Regions from separate parts of the Homo sapiens genome. Here region 1 is linked to region 2. A link is a contact called in ENCODE Hi-C or POLR2A ChIA-PET data. All regions are on one chromosome and are shown on one strand. Each heading gives the region's core, a stretch centred on a gene start or an enhancer-like site at or near the end of the contact. The rest is flanking DNA. Distances are from core to core; before and after follow the strand shown. Region 1 holds the start of AMD1 (adenosylmethionine decarboxylase 1). Region 2 holds the start of SCML4 (Scm polycomb group protein like 4).

The links. Hi-C counts contacts between places; a loop is a spot of excess contacts on that map. ChIA-PET counts read pairs that join two places held with the same protein, here RNA polymerase II (POLR2A). Pooled maps may share reads with other maps.
Region 1: a pooled map shows a loop between it and region 2 (8-fold over the local background). The contact joins the promoter of AMD1 here to the promoter of SCML4 in region 2. A Hi-C loop is called at or near these places in 4 of 50 pooled maps. POLR2A ChIA-PET finds 5 or more read pairs at or near these places in 4 of 52 experiments (CD4-positive, alpha-beta T cell, activated CD8-positive, alpha-beta T cell, activated CD8-positive, alpha-beta memory T cell and 1 more).

The regions. Positions count from the first base shown.
Region 1 is chr6:110,872,787-110,877,216 of GRCh38, reverse strand. It overlaps AMD1 (adenosylmethionine decarboxylase 1), which reads right to left and starts at 2,432. Exons shown (of 9, transcript NM_001634.6): 1 at 2,002-2,432. The coding sequence starts at 2,111. RefSeq lists enhancers at 580-1,294, 1,295-2,010 and silencers at 1,258-1,447, 1,478-1,547, 1,608-1,857.
Region 2 is chr6:107,822,559-107,827,396 of GRCh38, reverse strand. It overlaps SCML4 (Scm polycomb group protein like 4), which reads left to right and starts at 3,084. Exons shown (of 8, transcript NM_198081.5): 1 at 3,084-3,271.

The DNA of each region.
Region 1 (4,430 bases), core at 1,183-3,682, 3.1 Mb before region 2:
GTTGTTCAATGAATGTTACATGTCCACAAAATGGATGGCACTAAATCATCTACACAAGGGAATATTTTGTCCTTCAAAGTTTAACTTTGGCCATGATTTTAAAAGCCACACTGGAGCAGTAAAACAATTTGGGCTGATTAAAGTACAAAGTAAAAAGGGTTCTTAAACATTTAAAGAAAGCAGGCTGCTTTGTAAAAAGCCTCTTCCTCCTCTCTCCACTTTGACTCAGGAAGCTCTAAACAGCCAAACCGCCAAGAACTTGGGGAGAACAAAATCTTCTTCCCTTTATTAAGAACATGTACTTACTATTATTTAAGGGCTCAAACATTTAAAAAGCCAAAGTGACAACTTCTGTTATTCGTTTTCTAGGACTGTTCTTACCCAAGATTTTCTAGGTTCTTGCCAAGATTTTCTAGGTTAATTATCCTGATCACAATCGTTTTACCAAACGTCTATCACAAATACCATCTTTCTCATCTGTGAAATGAAGGAAATACTAAGCTTCTCCATGACCAAAGTCCGCTTCCTATAATCTCACGTGAGCCTGGCACGTAGTAAGCGCTATAGACATTTTAAGTGTCACACGAAGCTTGAAAAAAATGAGACGTGTGACATTTTAGCTATGACTAGTATTTTTTTCTACAATGGAATCGTTCAAGATACACTGCTAGAAACCGGGTTTCCCGTCGTGCCTTAAAGTCTCGGTAGCACGTGTCTGCCTGGATTCCCTTTTCCAGTTGCTTTTTGTCAAGGGACAGCTCCAAGAACAGCTAACACTCCTAAAACGCCCATTGGTCCACACCCTGGGGCCAGGCTCTGAGTGCGGCCCAGGAGCCCATTGGTCGCCGCCTCTCAATGAAGCTGGCCACGCCAGTTACTCCGCTGCACCGCCACCCTAGCCGCACTCGTGCGCAGAGGAGCCAGGGATCCGGTGGCAGGGCCTAGGAAGGCCATTGGTGGCCACCGGTGCGACCGCCGCCAGGAACAAGGCCTAAGCATCCACGGGATCTCTGGGCTTTTATATAAGCATGGATTTCCACAGCAATACCAACTAAAACGCCTCTTCGGCGCGGTCAGCCCAAGTATCTCTCGCGTGACGGCCCGCAGTGGGAGTGGGCCCCAGATTCCTTTGCTCAAGCTTAAGGCATTAGAGGCATTATGTCCTGGGGCAGGCGGGCCTCCCTCCACCCGCACCTCTCCCGCCCCGCTCCGCCGGCTCCGTAGCAGGTTACACAACCCAAGGTCAAGAGATTGGGGAGCAGCCCCCAGCGGCCTCAGCGGCCGTGTCGAGGGCGGCCCCGGGGACTGCGCCGTCTGCCCAGCCGCCCCGAAAAGGCTCTGGCGCAGAGCATGTTAGGGGAGCGGTGGGGCCCCGCCACTGCGACATAACTGCTCCCGCCCAATCCCCGCCGCCCGAACGCCACATGCTGCCCGCGGCCGCCGCGGGTGGGAGGCCTCTTCGCCAGCCCCTCAGACAAGGCCGGGAGGGCCCCTCCTATCCGCGCCCGAGGCAAGAACAAGCGCCGCTCCCGCCCTCCATTCCCCGAAGCCGGCACGCCCGAATTAGCGCCTGACTAAGCCCGCCGAGCCACACCTGCCGGAGGCAACCCGCGCAGGCGCCCCCGACCCCCACCTGGGGCCCCTGCCGCCAACTACTACGGAGGGAAATGTCGGGAGGCGCGGGCCGCAAAACCACCCCGGGCCGCGCCGCCCGCCGCCCAGCGCGGGACGTTACCTGAGCACGCGGCCGCGCCGGCCTCCTCCCCTCCCCCAGGGCAATGCCAGGCGCGGCAACCACGGCGGGAGAAGCCGGCTCCGGCCCGCGTGGACATGGCCGCTCTCCCCCAAACCGCGCACCTTCCAAGGCCGCCGAAGCGACCCCAGGCCGCAGACTTGCCCCCAACTGAAAGCTGAGGGAACTCGGGCTCCACCCGTGGCTGGTGCCTCGGCGGCGGCGACAGCCCCCAGGCCCGGATGTCAGCGAGCGCCCCGGGGACCCACCTTGGGATAGTGCGAAGATCCCCAGATCCTTGGTTTGCGTCGGGCTGCTGCCGGGAGAACCAAACCTCCAGCAGCTTCTCGGTCCCTTCGAAAAAATGTGCAGCTTCCATCACCGTGAGACTAGCGAACAACCAACAACCACAGAAAATCAACTAAATTAAACCTCTTCTCCCGCCGCTGCCGCCGCCGCTGCGGATTGTTCCAGCTGTGTTACTAAAGTTCAGGTTCCTTTTTTTTTTTGCTATAATTTTATATTAACTTTTTTTAAAAAAAGGACTAATAAAATTTTCCCGGCTTTGTGTGAGCGAAAGTTGAACGTGAGTCTTTTGGAAATAGAGGCAGATACAGTTCAGTCTCTTGTATTCCGCTGCTTTCCCGTTAGAGAGAGTAGAGCGAGCGCTAGCTAATGTCGCCGGCCATACTGTGTAAGCGAGAGCGCTGCGTGAGCACCGCCCTTATATATCCCGGCTCCCCCCAAAAGACCAGGAAGTGACGCATCGTCCCACCTCCACGGCCTATAGCTGCTGCCGCCTGTCAATCACTCGCGGCCGAGTGGCGGCTGGCTGGCCGAGGGCCTGGCGGAGAGCGCGGGGAGCTGCCCACTGCGCTGCGGCTCGGGCTCTGGCCGGCTCCTGAGTGGGAGTTGGTGCTGTGATGTCCAGCTGGGGACTAGAAACCTCGGATCGAACGCAGAGTGGGTGGGGAGAGCGGGAACGGAATGAGGAAAGGCTGTGCAGAGCTGTTTAGAAAAAAAAAATGATTAGCAGAAAACATGGGTGGGTCCTTAGGGGTGTTGGCGGGGTTCAGCGGGGACGGTGGCCAGCGCTGGGTTGGCGTGGTGGTTTTGATCTTGTGCAGTTCACCGCGACTGCTGAGGTACTTGGCCATTCTTAAAAGTGTGTTTTCCCAAGGCGAACGCAGCCAGGCGTTAAAACTAAACATTTGTCCGTGACGCGCACGTTGCCAGGGGTCGAATTAGAAGGCGCTTTAATTCTGCTCACGCCTTGGCTGATGTGCGAATGAAAGCAGTCCTCGGCTGGTTTATACAATAGCCAGAAGCATTGTCTTCCTATTTCAGAAGAGAAAAGCAACGTGGCGCCCAGCCTTGGAGGGCCCCGGCTTTACCCACCTCCCACCGTGTGGCTCGCCATGCCTCCGAATTGGCTGAGCACAGCAGCCTCCGGGAAGCACTGGCAGCTCCGTTGCTCCATTAGCTCAACTGGTGGGAATTTATTCAGCAAAACTACTTCTAGAAACTGAATGTGTTAAATATAATCTGAACTTATTTGATCATGTTTTTCTTTGAATTTTATCAAGCTGATGTATTAATTGATGGAGGTTCTCCTTACCCCCCAAAATTTACAGTGCTATCTTCCCATGTGCTTAAGAAGGATTTACCTGGAAATTAATAAAACAGGGATTCCAGAGCTATCACTGGTGGTAACTTAAATAACTATCAGTCTAATATTTTATAAGTGTTAAGTATAAAATAGTCGTCAAGCCATGGTCAAACAGTTTAACCTCAGATGGCAAAACTGGTAACAAAGTTATTACTTTTACTTGGGAATATGGGAGGAAAAAAACCCAAGCTGACATAAAAATTGCTATTGTCACAAGACAAAAGGACTTTTCGCTATCATCCTTAGAAAAAAACTTTCCCCAAAGTGAAATAAGATGATGTCAACATGAAAAATCCACTGAAAAAGACATGGTTTGGGTTTGCACTCTAGATACCCTGTAGAATAGCTCTTGTCTTACAAGAACGTGGTTCACGTGTCTCCGTGAAACCTGTTGAAAGAAGCTATGTTGTGAGCTAGGTACATAAACTACTCTTGCTTTGTTTTGTTTGTCTGAGACGGAGTCTCGCTCTGTTGCCCAGGCTGGAGTTCAGTGGCGTGATCTCGGCTCACTGCAACCTCTGCCTCCTGGGTTCAAGCGATTCTCCTGCCTTAGCCTCCCGAGTAGCTGGGATTACAGGTGCATGCCAACACACCCGGCCAATTTTTGTATTTTAGTAGAGACGAGGTTTCACCATGTTTGCCAGGCTTGTCTTGAACTCCTGACCTCAGGTGATCTGCCCACTTCGGCCTCCCAAAGTGCTGGGAGGCCACCGCACCCAGCCCTCTTGCCATGTTTTATAAGCATCCAACTCAAACTGCGGATTGGGACAAAAGATAATAAATGTTGCTTATTTTATAATGATAAAAGAATGTGGTTACTCTACTTGGAATAAAGATAAAAGAAGTATTTCTGTGTTTTACAAGCTGTTCAATTATTTGATGGTTCTTACTGAAGAATCTGCCTACTAAACCACCTCAAACACTAATTGTGGTATAAACATAATTTGGCTTATAATTGCTTATAATTAGTTGCTTCTCAACTACTATTATGCTTTTTTCCCAGTGCAATTTAAGTTAATATAAAAGTGC
Region 2 (4,838 bases), core at 1,835-4,334:
TTAATAAATGTGTGTATATACAGATATATTTAAATAAAAAAATTTAAGTAAAAAATATAAAGATATATTTAAATAAAAATATACATTTAAGTAAAAAACAAATATATATTTAAATAAAAATGTAAATATATATTTAAATAAAAATGTAAATATATTTAAATAAAAATATAAAGATATATTTAAATAAATATATTTACATATTTATTAAATTTATTAAATTACATAATTTAATGAATAATTTATTAAATATCAAATATTTTGAATAACATATTTAAGTAAATAAATATTGTTTACTTAAATATATACATATATATAAAAAATATATATATTTTTTGAGACGGAGTCTCGCTCTGTCGCCCAGGCTGTAGTGCAGTGGCGTGATCTCGGCTCACTGCAAGCTCCGCCTCCCGGGTTCACACCATTCTCCTGCCTCAGCCTCCCAAGTAGCTGGGACTACAGGCGCCTGCCACCACTCCCAGCTAATTTTTTGTATTTTTAGTAGAGACGGGGTTTCACCGTGTTAGCCAGGATGGTCTCGATCTCCTGACCTTGTGATCTGCCCACCTCAGCCTCCCAAAGTGCTGGGATTACAGGCGTGAGCCACCGCGCCCAAGCAATCCAGCTTTTGTTGATTTCAATTTTAGGCTTTATTACCAAGTTGACCTGTTAGATGACAATGGGTGCTTCCCACATGCACCCACCTTGAGGACAAGGACAACAGTAGCCCATCTGGGAGGAGGCAAGGAGGTTGGGCCTGAGGATCAGAGTGAGAAACCCTCACAGAGCTGGGTAGGAAAACCAGCAACTCCTTTCTTATGGGTAGATTCTGCCAACCCTTTTACTTCTTTTACAGGACTTGGAGATTATTTCTGATTACTTAAGAAATGTTATTTTTTTTAATCCTAAGAAACATTTTAGAGTGAAAATTGGTCTAATGTCTCAGCCCATTCCAGGTGCTTTAAGCTCAGTGTAGTGTGGCATGTGTGAGGCCACGGGTGTGAGTATAATAACCGCTGTCGCTGGGACAGAGATGCTGTCCAAACTTAAATCATCCATCTTCTTTCCTTTTCTTTCCTTTTCTTTTCTTCTTTTTCTTTTCTTTCTTTTCTTTTCTTTTCTTCTTTTCTTTTTCTTTCTTTTTTCTTTTTTTTTGAGATGGAATTTCACTCTTGTCACCCAAGCTGGAGTGCAATGGCGTGATCTCAGCTCACTGCAACCTCTCCCTCCCAGGTTCAAGCGATTCTCCTGCCTCAGCCTCCCGAGTAGCTGGGATTACAGGCAAGCGCCACCAAGCCTGGCTAATTTTTGTATTTTTAGTAGAGATGGGGTTTCACCATGTTGGCCAGTCTGGTCTCGAACTCCTAACCTCAAGTCCAGGAGTCCCAAAATGCTGGGATTACAGGCATGAGCCACCACACCTAGCCCATCCATCTTATTTTCTTTTTTTTTTTTTTTTTTTTGAGATGGAGTCTCGCTCTGTCACCCAGGCTGGAGTGCAGTGGCACGGTATCGGCTCACTGTGAGCTCCGCCTCCCGGGTTCACGCCATTCTCCCTCCTCAGCCTCCCAAGTAGCTGGGACTACAGGCGCCCGCCACCACGCCCAGCTAATTTTTTGTATTTTTAGTAGAGACGGGGTTTCACCATTCACAGGATGGTCTCGATCTCCTGACCTCGTGATCCACCCGCCTTGGCCTCCCAAAGTGCTGGGATTACAGGCATGAGCCACTGCACCTGGCCCATCCATCTTATTTTCTTTTCTTCTCCTCTTCCTCCTTCTTTAGTGAAATCAACTTATATGAAATGAAAATGCAAACTACCAAACCTGCCTTTTCCCATACAAAACAACAAAATTTGATGATTAAATGAACTAAAGTAGTGAATTTCTTCTTGCTCAATTAATTACAAGGCTTTGACTTAAAACAATTTTTTATATTTTCATAATAAATTTCAGAGGAGAGATTTCTTATGTACTTCTAATGTGACTCTACACATATATTTAGAGAAACCTCAAGTTGTCCATTGCAGTTTTTTTCACTCTCAGTAACTGGCCAGGTTGTGGCCTAAGCCTTCGTTAGCCCTGGTTGATATTTAGTCCCGGCTAAATTTGTTTGCTGCTCATCCCTAGGAGTAAGCCACATGTTTGTAGAATGGATGTTTCATCTTGTAGGAAATACCTGTGAATATGCCAATATCCCAGAGTGGATGAAATGGGCAATGGGGAGCCCTGCTCCACTTTACAAAAAGAAAGGAAAAGAAAAGATCCCTTCGCCGATATATATTGATTTGCTGCAGAAAATGCAATGGGGCATGGGAATGAATAGTCACTCTTGCCCTGTTTCTATCCTGTGCAGGTCCCACCACGTTGAGGTGGGTAGAGATGCTTACACACACACACATACAGGCCTGGAGCCAAAGTCAGGGCCGGCTTTAATGAACTGTACACATATGTTGTGGGCAGCCGCTGATTTAATATGTACAACCATGGTGTGTGCACACACCTGGATAGGCACACTGCTCTGGGAATCACACAGGGTCTCCTGAACAATGATGCTATTGTAATATTTCTTTTTGTTTTATTTGTCCAAAGTCAAACATTCACTCTGTCAGATCACCAGTGTCTTATAAGCCTGGTGTTGGCCCACACTGCTGCAGGATTGGGACAAAGAGACGATGTTACAGTCTGGTTTCTATGGCAACAGAGGAGGGGTAATGAAAACTGAAATGTTGGAAACACCCATTCTAACCATTGTGACATAATTCAGGTTATTACAAGGATGTAACTACCAAAGAAGCAGAAGTGTCATTACCTTGCAGCTCATGTCGACAAAAAGCTACACTGCACATTTCTCTTAGGCTGCTAAGAGGAAGGAAACACAAAACACACACACACACACACACACACACACACACACACACACACACACACACACACAGAGGCCTCGTTTTCTGCATGTAAAATGTGTGTGTTCTTTAAAAGCCAGTGGTTGGCTGGTTTTCCGGACATGATGTGGTTGAAGCTGTCATCGTAATGGAAATTCATTGCTGTAGCTATGGTAAATCGAGTTTTCTGCCTGTGCTGAATGCATTAGTCTAATGAGATGTTTGCAGCTGGAGCGCAGGGCTGCTGGAGACTAACTGTGAGCTACTAACACGGGTGGAAGATAGCTTTTGCAATACTCGGTTTGCATGTGCTGAAAGTCATCTGTCTTCTGAGTCAACACTCCCGACCTGGTAAACAACCTGCTCAGGGCTCTGGTGAACAAGCTGTAGGTAAGGGAGATGCACAATTGGAGGCGTGCCGTTGACACGGGATCTTTCTCTTGTAACTGTCAGCATGACAGGTTACCTGTTTCAGTTTTTTCTGGGTTGCATGCCTACCTCTATGGCAACGCACAAGAGTGTCCTGCACTAAAACCACTGAGTCCAGTAGGTAAACTTTAGTTCCTCATATGCAAAGTACAGCATTTAATTTATTAACCAGATCTCAGAGGGGAAAATGTAACATTGAATTATATAGTTTATAAATTTGGGCTATATACATGTTCATTACTCTTTAACTCTGCATTTAAATACCTAGAAAGTTATTTTTTTCCAAATGTGAACTCAAGTAACCGGTTAGTTATTTTTTCCCTTCACGATAATTTTGCTTTGTTTTGCTTTTTAATTTTAAAAAAATTGTACTATGTCTTGGGATAAAAATATTTACCTAAAATTTGGTTATTAAAATTGGTATGTTATGAACATGTAAAAGTGTTTTTTTTCCCATTTAATTTTATTTCAAATATCCCAGGTAGAATATTTCACATGTCTTTGTGCTGGTTTTTCCTAATTTATGAGGCATAAATAAGAATAATATTTACTGCTAGTTTCTGGTTTTAATTCGTTTTTTGGGAAAAAAACTGGTGACTATGGAGTATTAGCGGCAGTTTTCCCAAGCTCAAAATCACCTCCTTCCCAGGTGGAGCACTGTGACTTGAACCAGCTTCCACGTGCTCCTCCCAAAGCATGAGGGGTCCTCTCCAGGTTGATTGCTGGCTGGACAGGAGCGGTGGATGAGGCCAGGGTGCAGGCTGCTGAGCTGTTTTGCTGAGTTGAGGTGCTTGAGTCAAAGTTCTTTCCACTATCTGTGATCGTGAACGAGAGGTGTCTCCTCGTGTTGTCTCTAGATTCCATGACGGTACTCATGAGGGTTAGACAATCAGTGGCTTTCTGAGAAAGTGGTTTTTTACTGATCTCAGACACTACAGTACTTGAGAAAGTAATCCAGGCACTTCAGAATCAGGGTATTTGTTATATGCTGTTTTTCTTTCTTTTCAACCAGAGGAACCATTTTTGAAGAATGAGGGATATAGCTGCTTTTTTTCTCCACTTTTTTTTTTTTAAAGCAAAATAGAATATCTGGAGTGAAAGCATAAAAATAACTACAAAGGAATTCTTAGTGTGTTAAACTATCTGGGGGGTATAATATTTGTGTGGAGCATTTTTTGTGTTGCTTGGTAGAACTAGTCTGATAAAATGAGGGGCTGTTTGAGCAACAGCAGCTGGGTGAAGATTACCTAGAAAATCGGTACTGCGTGATCGTCTAAACTCAAAAGGTTAATGTAGAATCTTCAGTTTTAGGGAAATTGGTGGCTTCACAAACTATAACTTTTAAACAGGCTTTTTGACAGAATTTTTAAAAAATATGAATGTGTTTTCTTTAGCTCTTTAAATTGTGTACGTAGATGAGCTCTGAAATATTTTGGTAAATTCATCAGTTTGCTTCATTTGTGGAATTATAACAAAAGTGCAAAGCCCACAAAAATCCAGTTCTTTCATGTATAACATGTTTACATTT